3 separate regions of the Homo sapiens genome follow, and all the other regions are linked to region 2. The links are chromatin contacts, found by Hi-C or POLR2A ChIA-PET in ENCODE. All regions are on one chromosome and are shown on one strand. Each heading gives the region's core, a stretch centred on a gene start or an enhancer-like site at or near the end of the contact. The rest is flanking DNA. Distances are from core to core; before and after follow the strand shown. Region 1 overlaps SGK1 (serum/glucocorticoid regulated kinase 1). Region 2 overlaps SGK1 (serum/glucocorticoid regulated kinase 1). Region 3 overlaps SGK1 (serum/glucocorticoid regulated kinase 1).

Region 1 (4,310 bases), core at 309-2,808, 35 kb before region 2:
CGCGTTGCACAGACAGTAAGCCAGTTATAATCGAACTCTTTCACATGAAATTCTTCTCTTGGGAACAAGGGCTTGATCAGGATCTTTTTGGGAGAGTGTGCTGATTTTAGCTTTCAGCTAACGTAGACATTCTCTCTCTGTTAGCACAAGAAACAAATCTGGTTCATTTTTGTAAATTTAACAACCGAGACTCAGATTTAAAAAAAAATTGATTGCGCCACTGCTCTCCAGCCTGGGCAACAGAGTGAGATTCCACCTCAAAAAAAAAAAAAAAAAAAAAAAAGCCGCAGACAGGATTGTAAGGTAATTTAAATCTACATAGAAATAATTCATCTAAGTTTATTTAGTCTGATCATTTGTTTTACGTGCTTTCTCAAGGATAACATGGTTGAAAATTTAGTGAAAAATAAGGACTATTGTGGGTGATAAGCTTAGGAATCACCAGACACCTCTCTCCAGAGACCATAATACATCATGCCAAGAGCAAAAAACTGGGAGAAATGAGCAATTTGAAGTACTGTTATTTTAATCCCCATAAGCCTATATAAAATTTTTTTTGATATAAATTAAAAGAAACCAGAAATCTATAAAGCCATCTGGCTGATTTAAGTATATTTTTTATAGCATCTTTTTAAGAAAGATCAGAAAAACTCAAGACAATATAAAAGTATGTCAGTATGGAAACTATTCCTAGCTGATCATTTTACTTCCAAGCCTTCTGGGCTTCAAAGGGACAGCTCAACAATTTTGAGAAGAAATATAAAAGTAACAACACACCTTCTTGAGCCTAACAGATGGAGTAAGACATTTGAAATGCTGAACAAGAGACATGGGTCAGAATCCATCCCAGAATTGTATGAAGCCAGCTTAATTAAAAGTGCTTTCTAGGCTGAAGCAGAGCATCACTTGAGCTCAGGAGTTCGTCTTTTGTTTTTCTTTTTTTTTTTTTCTTTTTGTGGAGAACGGGGTCTCGCTATATTGCCCAGGCAGGTCTCGAACTCCTGGGCTCAAGCTATCGTCTCGCCTCTTGCCTCCCTGAGAGCTGGGATTACAGACATGAGCCACCGCGCCCAGCTGAGCTCAGGAGTTCGAAACCAGACTGAGCAACAGCGAGACCTTGTCTCTACTAAAATTTAAAAAAGAAAAAAAACAATTAGCTGGGCATGGTGGTGAAAGCCTGTAGTCCCAGCTACTTGGAGGGCTGAGGATTGCTTGAGCCCAGGAAATCGAGGCTGCAGTGAGCCCTGATTGTGCCACTGCACTCCAGCCTGGGCAACAGAGTGAGACCTTGTCTCAAAAAAATAAAAAATTTTTTTCTACAGTGCCCCTCTATTATTGTCTTTGTAATTTATTGTCTTCCTCCTTTGTAAAGGAGGAAGAAGAGGCAGTAACCTTATATTTAATTATGTCAACAACTCAGTGTTAATTCTTCTGTTTGCAGCACCGTGGCTAATAACTTCAAATCGCATGGATCCTTCCAGAGGACTCTGGCTTCACTAGGCCTTTAAAACAGCACACAGTGCCTTGGCTTCAGCATTTGGTCGCTGACTAAGCACCTTTCAAGCTGCCTTCAATTGAAAGACGGACAGCGGACTCTGAGGAAATCCTTGCTCAGCCAAATGTATCCCATATGAGAGGGCAAACTTAATGAGAATCAGTCCCTGGCATGCAGCGCCTCTGGAATGTGCGTGATTTACAGCCAGCATGGGCTACAGAGTTTTCTGTCCTAGTCTCTCCTTTTCTGTCCTAGTCTCTCCTTTTTTTTTTTTTCAAAAAAAAAAAAATGCATCAACAAAGTATCAATTTTAGCTAATAAAGGCAAAAAGAAAAAAGAGCACACTAACTTTAGCACATGTATGCAAGGTCCCGGGAGGAGATAAGAAAATGAACACATTCGATTCACAACTGCAAGGAGCTTAGAGAATACATGGACACGCACACACATATCACACAGGGCAGAGCAAACTGATTGACAGGCAGAAGTACAAAGTGCTGTGGGAGCATAAATATTGTGTTTTCCATTTTCCTCCAAGTGCCTTTATTTGTAGCAATGGAATGGTCTCATGGTGCAAAATCATATTTGTGATGCTGCCTGGCTTCCTATCAATAGGGTGGAGTTGTACCTGTTCACTTTCTACGAGTGAGGCTCCTGGTGAGTATGGTGTTTTCCCCAAACGCACAAGTAATAGATTAATATGGGATTGAAACATTTAAACGATATAAAGAAAGCTAATGTCCTCCTTGACTCATCTCCTCCACCTAATCACTGGCCAGTTCTAATCCCTGGAAGGTGGTAATCACCATTGTCATTTGATATACATACTTCCACGTCTTTTAATTTACATTTACCCACACATATATACTCACACTCATAGATAAACACACATATATACAGACAAGAAGAAAGAAATACAAAGTTTAAAAAATGTGATAATGGTATATACATGTTCATCTTCAACTTGCTTTTCTAGCATAATATACCATGGGATATGTCAATATATACAAATCTCATTTTTTTTTTCTTTTTTGAGACAGAGTTTTGCTCTTGTTGCCCAGGTTAGAGTGCAGTGGCGCCATCTCGGCTCACTGCAACCTCCGCCTCCCGGGTTCAAGCAATTCTCCAGCCTCAACCTCCCGAGTAGCTGAGATTGCAGGCATGCGCCACCACGCCTGGCTAATTTTTTGTATTTTTAGTAGAGACAGGGTTTCACCATGTTGGCCAGGCTGGTCTCAAACTCTGACCTTAGGTGATCCACCTGCCTCGGCCTCCCAAAGTGCTGGGATTACAGGCGTGAGCCACCGTGCCCGGCTACAAATCTCTTTGTTTTTAATCACTGTATAGTGTTCTATGGTATGGATATGTCATAATTAATAATGCTCTACAAGTTTATAATTTTGTTATCTCCTGATGTTTCCATTTTTTCACCATTTCCAACATTGCAATGGATATTACTGTACCTATCTCAGTTATCACATAAGCAAGTAATTATCTGGGGTAGATGTGGAGACATGGATTTGCTAAATTAAAAGGTAAGAGATTCCCAGCTGGGCTCAGTGGTTCATGCCTATAATCCCAGCACTTTGGGAGGCTGAGGTGGGTGGATCACTTGAGGCCAGGAGTTCAAGTTGCAGTGAGCCAACATCACGTCACTGCACTCTAGCCTGGGTGACAGAGTGAGACTCTGTCTCAAAAACAAACAAAGGCAAGAGATTTTGATTTTTTTTTTTTTTTTTTTTTTTTGAGATGGAGCCTCGCTCTTGTCACCTAGGCTGGAGTACAATGGCATGATCCTGGGTCACTACAACCTCCACCACCTCCCAGGTTCAAGCGATTCTCCTGCCTCAGTCTTCCAAGTAGCTGGGATTACAGGCGCCCGCCACCACACCTGGCTAATTTTTGTATTTTTAGTAGAGACAGGGTTTCACCATGTTGACCGGGCTGGTCTTGAACTCCTGACCTCAGGTGATCTGCCCTCCTCGACCTCCAAAAGTGCTGGGATTACAGGCGTGAGCCACTGTGCCCTGCCTTCAGTCTTCTTGAGTTGGCTATTACTAGGAAGTATGAGAAAAATGTCCCTCTCTGACAGAATTTGCCCATTTTTCTTTCTATTTGTTAGTTATTTCTTTAAATATTTCCATGTTATGTTAAGTGCATGAAGATTTGTGAATGTTTTATCTTCTTGGTAGATATTTTTCTTCAACATGAAATATTCCTCTTTGGTCCTTTTTCCTTTTTTTTTTTTTGTATTTTGTCGATATTTATATTGCTAAAACTACTTTCCTTGTATTAGACTTTATCTGGAACATTATTATTTTCCAAATTGCCAGATCCTTTTACAAACATAGTTTACAATGTCCCCAGCTTTTGCTGTGATCATTTTGGACTATGGTTTCCACATCAAACTTATCATCCTACCTGCCTTCTCTTTTTCAGAGATACTTAATTATCCCTTATCTACACAATGGTATACTTTGTCTTCTAGCACAATTATAAGCTAAAGTGTGTGTGTGTCTGTGTGTGTGTGTGTATGTGTGTGTGTGTCATTTAAGGCAGAAAGTAGAGATGACATTACATGGTCAGGCTGCCATCTTGATACGATCCTATGTTTTCCTTAACACCAGATTTCCTTCTCCACCTCCACTTCAAAACTTTCCTTTCCTTCCAGCTTGGTTGATCTAGATACTAAAGGTGCCGTGGGAGATACAATACAGAGTAGAGTTTGTGAATACGTTTAGTCAGCATACACCTCTCGAAAAACTACTTTTGGTCTCCATCTCTTTGTGGCCTATAAGTTAGTTTCAGGCTGAAT
Region 2 (4,774 bases), core at 1,270-3,769:
TCTTATTGCAGGCTGTAGACTGATGACTACAGTCTGGAAGTAGTTTGTAGAGAGGTTTCGTTAGTAACCTGTTTTGGCTAATATTTTAATCTATTTATATACAGGTGGTGGAGGTTTAGTATGTATAAAATTGTATTAGATTTGTTTAGAAGTTATATTAAAGTAGAATTATATTAAGGTTTGAACGTAAGAGTATATTTGGGCTGCGCCTCGTGGCTCATGCCTGTAATCCCAACACTTTAGGAGGCCTGTCTCTACAAAAAATAAAATAATTAGCTGGGCATGGTGGTGCACACCTGTAGTCCCAACTGCTTGGGAGGCTGAGGTAGGAGGACCTCCTGAGCCTGGGAGATTAAGGCTGCAGTAAGCCGTGATTGCCACTGCACTCCAGCGTGGGTGACAGAGCACAGAGCAAGACCTTGTCTAAAAACAAAATACAATATTTTTTTTTTTTTTTTTTTTTGAGACGGAGTCTCGCTGAGTGCAGTGGCGCGATCTCGGCTCACTGCAAGCTCCGCCTCCCGGGTTCAAGCCATTCTCCTGCCTCAGCCTCCAGATTAGCTGGGACTACAGGCTGGGACACGATGCCCGGCTAATTTTTTTGTATTTTTTAGTAGAGACGGGGCTTCCCCGTGTTAGCCAGGATGGTCTCAATCTCCTGACCTTGTGATCCGCCCGCCTCAGCCTCCCAAAGTGCTGAGATTACAGGCGTGAGCCACTGTGCCTGGCCTAAAAACACAAATTTTTAAAAAAGAGTATATTTAGTTATCTGGTTATAGGTTATAGAAGTATAATTATTAATTTTGTTAGACATTATTTTGTGTGTAGAAAAAGACAAGGACTAGGGCTTTTTATTTTTTAAGGAATATAGTGATTTAGGTAAAGAGAGGTTGGGGGCATTTGGGAGTTGTATGTCTTATTTTGTTTTGTCTCTACAGTATTTTCTTGGAGAAGTCTTTTTTTGTTTTGTTTTTTGAGACGGAGTGTCACAGTGGTACCATCTTGGCTCACTGCTACCCCCACCTTCTGGGTTCAAGCAATTTTCTAGCCTCAGCCTCCCAAGTAGCTGGGACTTCAGGCACATGTCACCATGCCCAGCTAATTTTTGTGTTTTTGGTAGAGATGGGGTTTCACCATGTTGGCCAGACTGGTCTCAAATTTGTGACCTCAAATGATCCACCTGCCTCGGGCTCCCAGATAGCTGGGATTACAGGCATGAGCCACCACTCCCAGCCTTGGAGAATTATATGTTATAGAGTCAGGAGTTTTGTAAAATTATGTTGGCAAGTAGAAATGAATAAATATAATTTTTTTATGTTTGTTATTTTGTCCTATAAATTTTTTTGTTATAAATTAATTGTCTGGTTGTATTTATAAGATTAATGATTGTTTATATAGATAAGAAGGCTTTTTTTTTTTTTTTAAGGAAGATTGGTAATTTTGAGTTGTAGGAGTAAGGAATGAGTATTGGGCCTAGTGTGTATATTTGTCTATTTATTGGAAAATACGTTTTGGATTGTATTTATTTTTTATTTACTGTGATTTGGTTTTTTATATTTAATATAATATTTTAATAAGACTACTATAAGGATAGTATAGGTTGTGTATAATAGTATATATTTAATAGTATTAAAGTGAGTTGTAGATTGGAAAATGTGATAATGACTTAATAAAGTTAGAATATCAATTTGTACATTTTAAGATGAATTGTGTGTTTTTGTATTTACATGTATTAGAGTTTTTTTATGGAAAGTAATTTTGTACTATGCAAGAGACATAGGGGACCCTGTGCTCTATTTTGTTTTGTTGTTAAAGTATCTTTTGGAGAGCTGTATGTTGTCACAGAGTCAGGAGCTTTGTGAAGTTACTTTGTTGGCAAGCAGAAATGAGTAAACATAGCTTTTCATGTTTGTTATTTTGTCTTACACAAAGATGCCATCTCCTTACCTAACCTAAGATGTGACTCTAATAGATAAAATGATAAGGAACATAAACTAAGACAAGAGATCTCTTGGGATGTCTTCAGATCATGAGGGCTAAACATGACTCAGACCGGAAGGTTAGTGTTTACCAAGACCCTTCTTACAGCTGGGGAAAATGAAGGCAAATTAAGTTTAGCCTAAGCTAAAACAGGAGCAACTTGGTTATGGTAAAAAGAGATATTGCCCTATGGGAAGGGCTACTACAAGAATTCTTTCCATACTTAAACTTCAGTAGCAATCTGACAAGTTTTTAAGTGGAGTCTGAATGTAAAACATTCAGAGAGAACCCTTGGTCAGTAGCAGGATAGAGGTTGCAATAAACACAGAGAACTAGTGGCATTTCAAGGAACAGTGAGGAGACAGGTCTGGTTGAAGCAGAAGCTCTTTTGTGAGATCAGTAGAAAATACGCCTGGAGAAAAAGCCTGTTTAAAACTAAACATCTTTTCCAAGGGTAAAACATAAAATCCTTGAAATTAGGCTTTCTAATGGGCAAAGAGATGTCTTCAACCATTTTATGATGAGAAATACATTGGTTCATCCTCAGAGGTCTCTGAACAAAAAGGGGAACACATGTGAAGGTAGTCATGAGGGAGCCTCTGTGAATCATAAGGAGAACTGATTGCAAAACCAGAAGCCAGCAGAAACAAAACAATTCATAAAATTACAGAGGCGGTATTCGGAAGTTCTAAATACTTTTTTTTCCATCTCAGAAATGCTTGGTATCCTAATAATATTTTCTTTGTGATACGTTTTCTATACTCTTAGTAATTTTCCCTGGTCTTGATCTCATCATTAAAGAGGATGAAACCAACACCAGGAAATGTCCATAAGCAGGAAACCACATTTTTATTCCATCACTCATAAAGCATCATTCATAATAATCAGTGTCAGTTTAGCTATAGCAACAGATGCTAACATACACATAGTAAGAGCCTACAAAGGCTCTTTTAAATGTCAGTTTAATTTAAACCTTAACCTCAGATTTTTTCCACAGATACAGTGAGAAACCACAAAGATCCTCCTGTCCTAATGCTCCCTCCATACTCTGCAATAAAAGTTCTTGTTTTGGAAATAGAGAAACCTGTCTGAATCAGCAGTCTTGGCTTGCTGTGTCCTCCATGACCACACCACATGTTCCATACCTTTAGCCTTCATAGGGGCTGGAAAAAACTCTGTCTCCCTTGTCTACCCATTTTCACTGTGGAGTTCGGCTGCACATTTCAGGTGGAAAGGAGGTAGTGTACTAAAATTGCAAAGTATTTCTTTTAATTGGCAATGAATTTAAACAATATTCATTGATTCTTCCACTATGAACAAGCTAGTGTTCCCTGGGGGATAAACAGATGAATAATTGGATAAGCCTTTACTACTCAGGAAGTGTATAGTCTAGAGGAGTGCAGTCCAATAGGAATAGAATATAAACCACAGACACAATGTAAATGTTCTAATGGACACATTAAGTGAAGTAAAAAGAAACATGAAATTAATTTCAAACATATACTTTATTTAACTCAATGTACCCCCAACATTATCATTCTAAATTGTACTTAATATAAAATTATTAATGAAATATTTTATATTCTCTTTTTTTTTCCATACTGTGTTTAAAATCTGGTATGTATTTTACATCTAAAGTACATCTCGATTCAGACTAGCCACAATTCAGGTGCTCAATAGTCACATGTAGCTGGTGGCTACCACATCAGACCCTATAGGTCTCATATGTAGCAGAGAAAAAGACATACAGAGGCTGAGGCGAGCGGATCACTTGAGCACAGGAGTTCAAGACCAGCCTGGGCGACACAGTGAGACCTCTGTCTCTACAAAAAATAAAAAAGTAGCTATGTGGCCTGGTGCAGTGGTTCATGCTTGTAATCCCAGCACTTTGGGAGGCTGAGGCGGGTGGATCACATGAGATCAAGAGTTCAAGACCAGCCTTACCAACATGGTGAAACCCCATCTCTACTAAAAAAATACAAAAATTAGCTGGGCGTGGTGGCAGGCACTTGTAATCCCACTACTCAGGAGGCTGAGGCAGGAGGATTGTTTGAACCCGTGAGGGGGAGGTTACAGTGAGCCGAGACCACGCCATTGCACTCCAGCCTGGGCAACAAGAGCAAAGCTCCTTCTCAAAAAAAAAAAAAAAAAAAAAAAATTAGCTATGCATGTTGGCATACATCTGTAGTCCTAGCTACTCAGGAGGCTGAGGTGGGAGGATTGTTTGAGCGCAGGAGTTCGAGGCTGCACTGAGCTATGATCTTGCCACTACACTCCAGCCTGAGTGACACAGCAAGACCCTGCCTCTAAAAAAAAAAGAAAAGAAAAGAAAAGAAAAGAAAAAGACTTGTTGGAGCCTACTCCCACTCTGTGGAGTGTACTTTTGTTTCAATAAATCTGTGATTTTCTGTCAAAAAAAAAAAACAAAGACAAATGACAGCAATACAAGCTCCATTTGGTTTGGGATGAGGAGGACATTTTCCATGGAAGAGATGGCACTTGAAATTAATGTTCCAAATAATGGTTGTGAGTTGAGCAAGCAGAGACAGAAAAAATGAAGAGTGTAGTTCACAGTGAAGGACCCGTAGAAGCAATAACTTAGGGGAGGAAAATGGCAGGGCGCTGCAGCTCTGTTCAATACATGGAGCTTCTCATTGTGCCTCAGATAATGACAGAACTTCTTAAGGAGGCCTGCGAAGTCCTAGCTAGTTTATTTTCTACTTTGCTGTTCAAACATATTCCCTATTTTCAGGCTCTCTGCTTGAGCCACAGAAGTCTCTGGGCCACCTCCTAT
Region 3 (4,315 bases), core at 501-3,000, 52 kb before region 2:
GAGCAAGGCTCTATTTCAAAAAAGAGAAAATAAAATACAAATAAAAAACCAATACATTTCTAGCTTGTAACTAGAAGGAGAGACAAAAAGACCAACTTAAAAATAGTAAGTGTAATGAGAGTATGATGTGAAGGAGCTGTTAAGTGATCTCAAATTAATGGTGCTCAGAAATGTGAACTTCTGGAATTCACGTTTAAAGACTAATTGGAGGGCCGGGTGTGGTGGCTCATGCCTGTAATCCCAGTATTTGGGAGGCCGGGGCGGGTGGATCACCTGAGGTCAAGAGTTTGAGACCAGTCTGGCCAACATGGTGAAACCCCATCTCCACTAAAAATACAAAATTAGCCAGGTGTGGTGATGCATGCCTGTAATCCCAGCTACTCAGGAGGCTGAGGCAGGAGAATGGCTTGAACCTGGGAGGTGGAGGTTGCAGTGAGTTGAGATTGCGCCATTGCACTCCATTCTGGGCAACAAGAGTGAAACTCCATCTTATAAATAGATAAATAAATAAGACTAATTGGAAAACTTGGAAATTATTTAGAAGACAGCTCCAAGGATGGCAAAATGAGTCAAGTATTGGAAAAAAAGACCAATGAGGAGAGGCAAACAAGACATAATTAATTTTCTTGAAGAGAAGACCAAATGACAATTGAAGAAGACAGTCTATGAATTTATAGAGAGCTTTATATACAGACAGGGTTGGTTATCATCGCTGAGTATAAAACAAGGGAAACAGGCTTGGTGTGTAGCATAATGGCTTTGTTCGACACAGTAAAGCTAACTAAATGTCAAAATAAGATGCAGGTGGAGGTTGAGCAGTCTTTTCTAAAGCCATGAATAATAAGATAGCAGCTTCTTTGTATGGCTCTGACTGAAGGTGAGAGATGTGCTATGTAAGCTTTCACATCGCTTCCAGGGCTAAGATTCAGGTCCTTGGGGAATATCTTCCTGAATTCAGGGAGTTAATGCCAACTCTGAAATCAAATTACTGGAACATAGTAAAGAAAGCGGGGGGAGGAAGCAACTAGAATCAAGATGAAAATGTAACTTCAAACCCTGTTTAGAAAAAAATAATGAGATTACTTTAAAATAATAAAATTTATTATTAAAAATTTAGAGAAGTTTTGACAAGGAGGAAGTGGAAAAAATAGATATTTTTATTTATTTATTTATTTATTTATTTATTTATTTATTTATTTATTTTTGAGACAGTTTCCCTCCTGTTGCCCAGGCTGCAGGGCAATGGCACGAGCTCGGCTCACTGCAACCTCCACCTCCAGGGTTCAAGTGATTCTCCTGCCTCAGCCTCTCGAGTAGCTGGGACTACAGGCATGCACCACCATGCCTGGCTAATTTTTTTTGTATTTTTGGTAGAGAAGGGGTTTCACCATTTTGGCCAGGCTGGTCTCAAACTCCTGACCTCAGGTGATCCTCTCTCCTCGGTCTCCCAAAGTGCTGGGATTATAGGTGTGAGCCGCCGCACCTGGCCATAGATATTTTAGATAAGGAACAAGATCAAGCATTAAACTGTGAACAAGGTATTTCTAATTAACTAATTTTTTTTTTCAAACACAGCCTTAGGAAACGTGACTCCAACCATGGAGAGTTTAGGTCAGCCCTGATTTTGAGGCCACATGCTCCATCCTCACAGGTGGGTGAGGTCCCTTAGTTGGTATTGTTTGATGATTCTATTAGTTCTTGACTTTTCTGTATATATTTTAATGTACAGTAAAGGGATTGTAGTATTGGCAGGTTTGTCCCAAAATAGACTGTGAGTCAGTTATGAAGGAGGGGGATTCCAGGAACTAGAATTTAAGAGTGAGGAAGTTAAACACAAATTTACATATGACTCAGTACTAACACATTTTACATAATATTGGGTACTTTCTCTTCCTGTAATTGCCTCTATGCTTCATTTGTTGTTTTCACCAATAGCCCTAAATAAGTGGTTTTAAAAAACATTAAGGGAGGCTGGTAGATCACGCCTGTAAGCACTTTTGGGAAGCTGAGGTGGGCGAATTGCTTGAGCCCAGGAGTTCAAGACCAGCCTGGGCAAGATGGCGAAACTCCGTCTCTACAAAAAATACAAAAATTAGCTGGGCATGGTGACACGTGCCTGTAGCCCCAGCTACTTGGGAGGCTGAGATGGGAGGATCACCTGAGTCTTTGAGGTTGAGGCTGCAAAGAACAACAATCTCCCCACTGCACTCCAGCCTGGATGACAGACCGAGACTCTATCTCAAAAATAAATAAGTAAATAATGAATTTTAAACACACACACACACAGACCCACACACAACCATTAAGGGATGACTAATTTGGGGTGTCTTGCCAGCAATTCAAATGTCTAAAATAGCCTTATTCTAGCATTGAATGTTAAAGCCTTTTTCTTTAGACAGACTAATTGCAGAATGAAATGGTTTGCTACCTGTTGAGCTCCAATTCTCCCCTTCTCAAAAAATCAAGAGGCTATGAACTCGCAAGTGTTAATGGGATTCAGATAGAAGCCATCACTGCTATTTTAAATTTTCCTGTGTCTCCCACTAACATTATATCCAAACATCAAAACATCCACAACAATCATCCCCAAGGTTGCTGCTGTATTATTTATAAATGAACACATTGTTGGGTGAATACATTCCACTTTTGAAATTAATTTTCTTTTTCTTTTTCTTTTTTTTTTTTTTGAGATGGGGTCTCACTCCGTCACCCAGTTTGGAATGCAGTGGCGCGATCTCAGCTCACTGCAACCTCTGCCTCTGGGGCTCAAGCGATCCTCCTACCTTAGCCTCCCAAACAGCTAGGACTGCTGGCACATGCCACCATGCCCGGCTAATTTTTTTGCATTTTTGGTAGAGACAGGATTTCACCATGTTGCCCAGGCTGGTCTCAAACTCCTGAGCCCAGGTGATCTACCCACTCTGGCCTCCCAACGTGCTAAGATTACAGTCATGAGCCACTGTGCCTGGCCTGAAATTAATTTTCACTGGTTTATTTTCATAAAATAACGCTGGACACAGTGGCTCATGCCTGTAATCCCAGCACTTTGGGAGGCCAAGGCAGGCAGATCACTTGAGGTCAGGAGTTTGAGACCAGCCTGGCCAACATGGTGAAACCCCATCTTTATGAAAAATACAAAAAATTAGCCAGGCGTGGTGGCATGCGCCTGTGATCCCAGCTACTCAGGAGGCAGAGGGAGGAGAATCGCTTGAACCCGGGAAGGCAGAGGTTGCAGTGAGCCAAGATCGTGCCACTGCACTCCAGCCTGAGTGACAGTGAGGCTCTGTCTGAAAAACTAATAAATAAATAATATTTTCATAAAATAAACTCAATTTCAGTTACATACAGTTTTTTAGGAAAGTGCTTTTCTTTTGTAGCTTTGTTTTTTCCGTCCTATTGCATAGTCTGGCTTCACTGAAATAGCTTTCCACCAAAATATTCTCTTCTCTCAAGCAATAGTATACTGAAGAGAACAAGTAAGTTATTTATTTGCAAGCCCATAGGATTTAAATTAGAATAAACTTGTCCTTGAGAATAATATACTCTAAATAATTCATATGAGTCACAAAATTTTATACCAGAAAAAGTGTGTAAAAAACATCTTATTCCCCAATATTATGATTCCCTCAGTTTGTATGACTTAATAATTCTTTTTTTAGAGTATAATTGTTCCAGAGTTCAGAAATTTTTAAAAGAGATTATCTGTATCTCTGGGAAAAGATTGACTTCCAGCTGGAAAGATAATCTTTTCTTCCATTTTCCCACCTTTTGCATCAGAAAAGTAAACAACCGATTTCCTGACTAAATACACCTGGATTATTTCTCAAGAGAGCAAGAAATGGGTTGATTTATGCATTAGAAAAGTGACCATAAGGTCGTGGAGAATCAATGACTTTAGATGTAGGAAGGATCTTGGAAATCTAGTTCAACTCCCTCATAAATGACAAGGATTAGATATAAAAAGTGCTTTTAAGAGGCCTATTAGCATCAGGAATGAGGTAAGTCCCTTTTCAGCATTAATTACAGTAACTGCTGTATAAAGAAAGGGGATTCTGGCAACTGCTCTCCACATGGCAGAAATTCAGGACAGACTTGAAATCAAAGAAGTAGGGGCTAAAGTCTAATGAACTGACATAAAACTTTTTTTAATTGGAACTAAAGAATATTAATTCTCTCACATGATTCCCAAAGTCAGTGTTTTTTTTTTTAATTCTCTCGAAACTTTCATGCATCAAAAGATGGTTCCAACATACAAGCATGGAAATAATTAGTGCTTTTAATTAGTACAACTGGGAAATAAGGCATACCAGCCTTA

Evidence for each region. A loop is a pair of places that touch in the nucleus more often than their neighbours do. ChIA-PET counts read pairs that join two places held with the same protein, here RNA polymerase II (POLR2A). Pooled maps may share reads with other maps.
Region 1: a map of heart left ventricle shows a loop between it and region 2 (2.1-fold over the local background). The contact joins two enhancer-like sites. A Hi-C loop is called at or near these places in 8 of 168 maps with a recorded cell type or tissue (CD14-positive monocyte, CD4-positive, alpha-beta T cell, CD4-positive, alpha-beta memory T cell and 4 more), 18 of 37 single-sample maps with no recorded cell type and 18 of 50 pooled maps. POLR2A ChIA-PET finds 5 or more read pairs at or near these places in 18 of 52 experiments (A549, B cell, BJ and 14 more).
Region 3: a loop to region 2 is called in a map of B cell, with 6 times the contacts of the local background. The contact joins two enhancer-like sites. A Hi-C loop is called at or near these places in 11 of 168 maps with a recorded cell type or tissue (B cell, CD14-positive monocyte, CD4-positive, alpha-beta T cell and 5 more), 19 of 37 single-sample maps with no recorded cell type and 18 of 50 pooled maps. POLR2A ChIA-PET finds 5 or more read pairs at or near these places in 18 of 52 experiments (A549, BJ, CD4-positive, alpha-beta T cell and 13 more).

Annotation. Positions count from the first base shown.
Region 1 is chr6:134,252,358-134,256,667 of GRCh38, forward strand. The region is part of intron 2 of SGK1 (serum/glucocorticoid regulated kinase 1); the gene reads right to left. Among named protein-coding and RNA genes, the nearest start is that of SGK1, 64 kb to the right of the region's middle. Within about 2 kb of position 1,559, at least 4 of the 41 ENCODE cell types and tissues checked have a DNase peak (open chromatin) inside an H3K27ac peak, as active enhancers do.
Region 2 is chr6:134,286,037-134,290,810 of GRCh38, forward strand. All of the region lies in intron 1 of SGK1 (serum/glucocorticoid regulated kinase 1), which reads right to left. Among named protein-coding and RNA genes, the nearest start is that of SGK1, 30 kb to the right of the region's middle. Within about 2 kb of position 2,520, at least 8 of the 41 ENCODE cell types and tissues checked have a DNase peak (open chromatin) inside an H3K27ac peak, as active enhancers do; they include B cell, CD14-positive monocyte, GM12878 and 1 more, where a contact is called at or near this core.
Region 3 is chr6:134,234,386-134,238,700 of GRCh38, forward strand. All of the region lies in intron 2 of SGK1 (serum/glucocorticoid regulated kinase 1), which reads right to left. Among named protein-coding and RNA genes, the nearest start is that of SGK1, 82 kb to the right of the region's middle. RefSeq lists enhancers at 1,416-1,575, 1,616-1,905, 2,046-2,095. Within about 2 kb of position 1,751, at least 8 of the 41 ENCODE cell types and tissues checked have a DNase peak (open chromatin) inside an H3K27ac peak, as active enhancers do; they include B cell, CD14-positive monocyte, GM12878 and 1 more, where a contact is called at or near this core.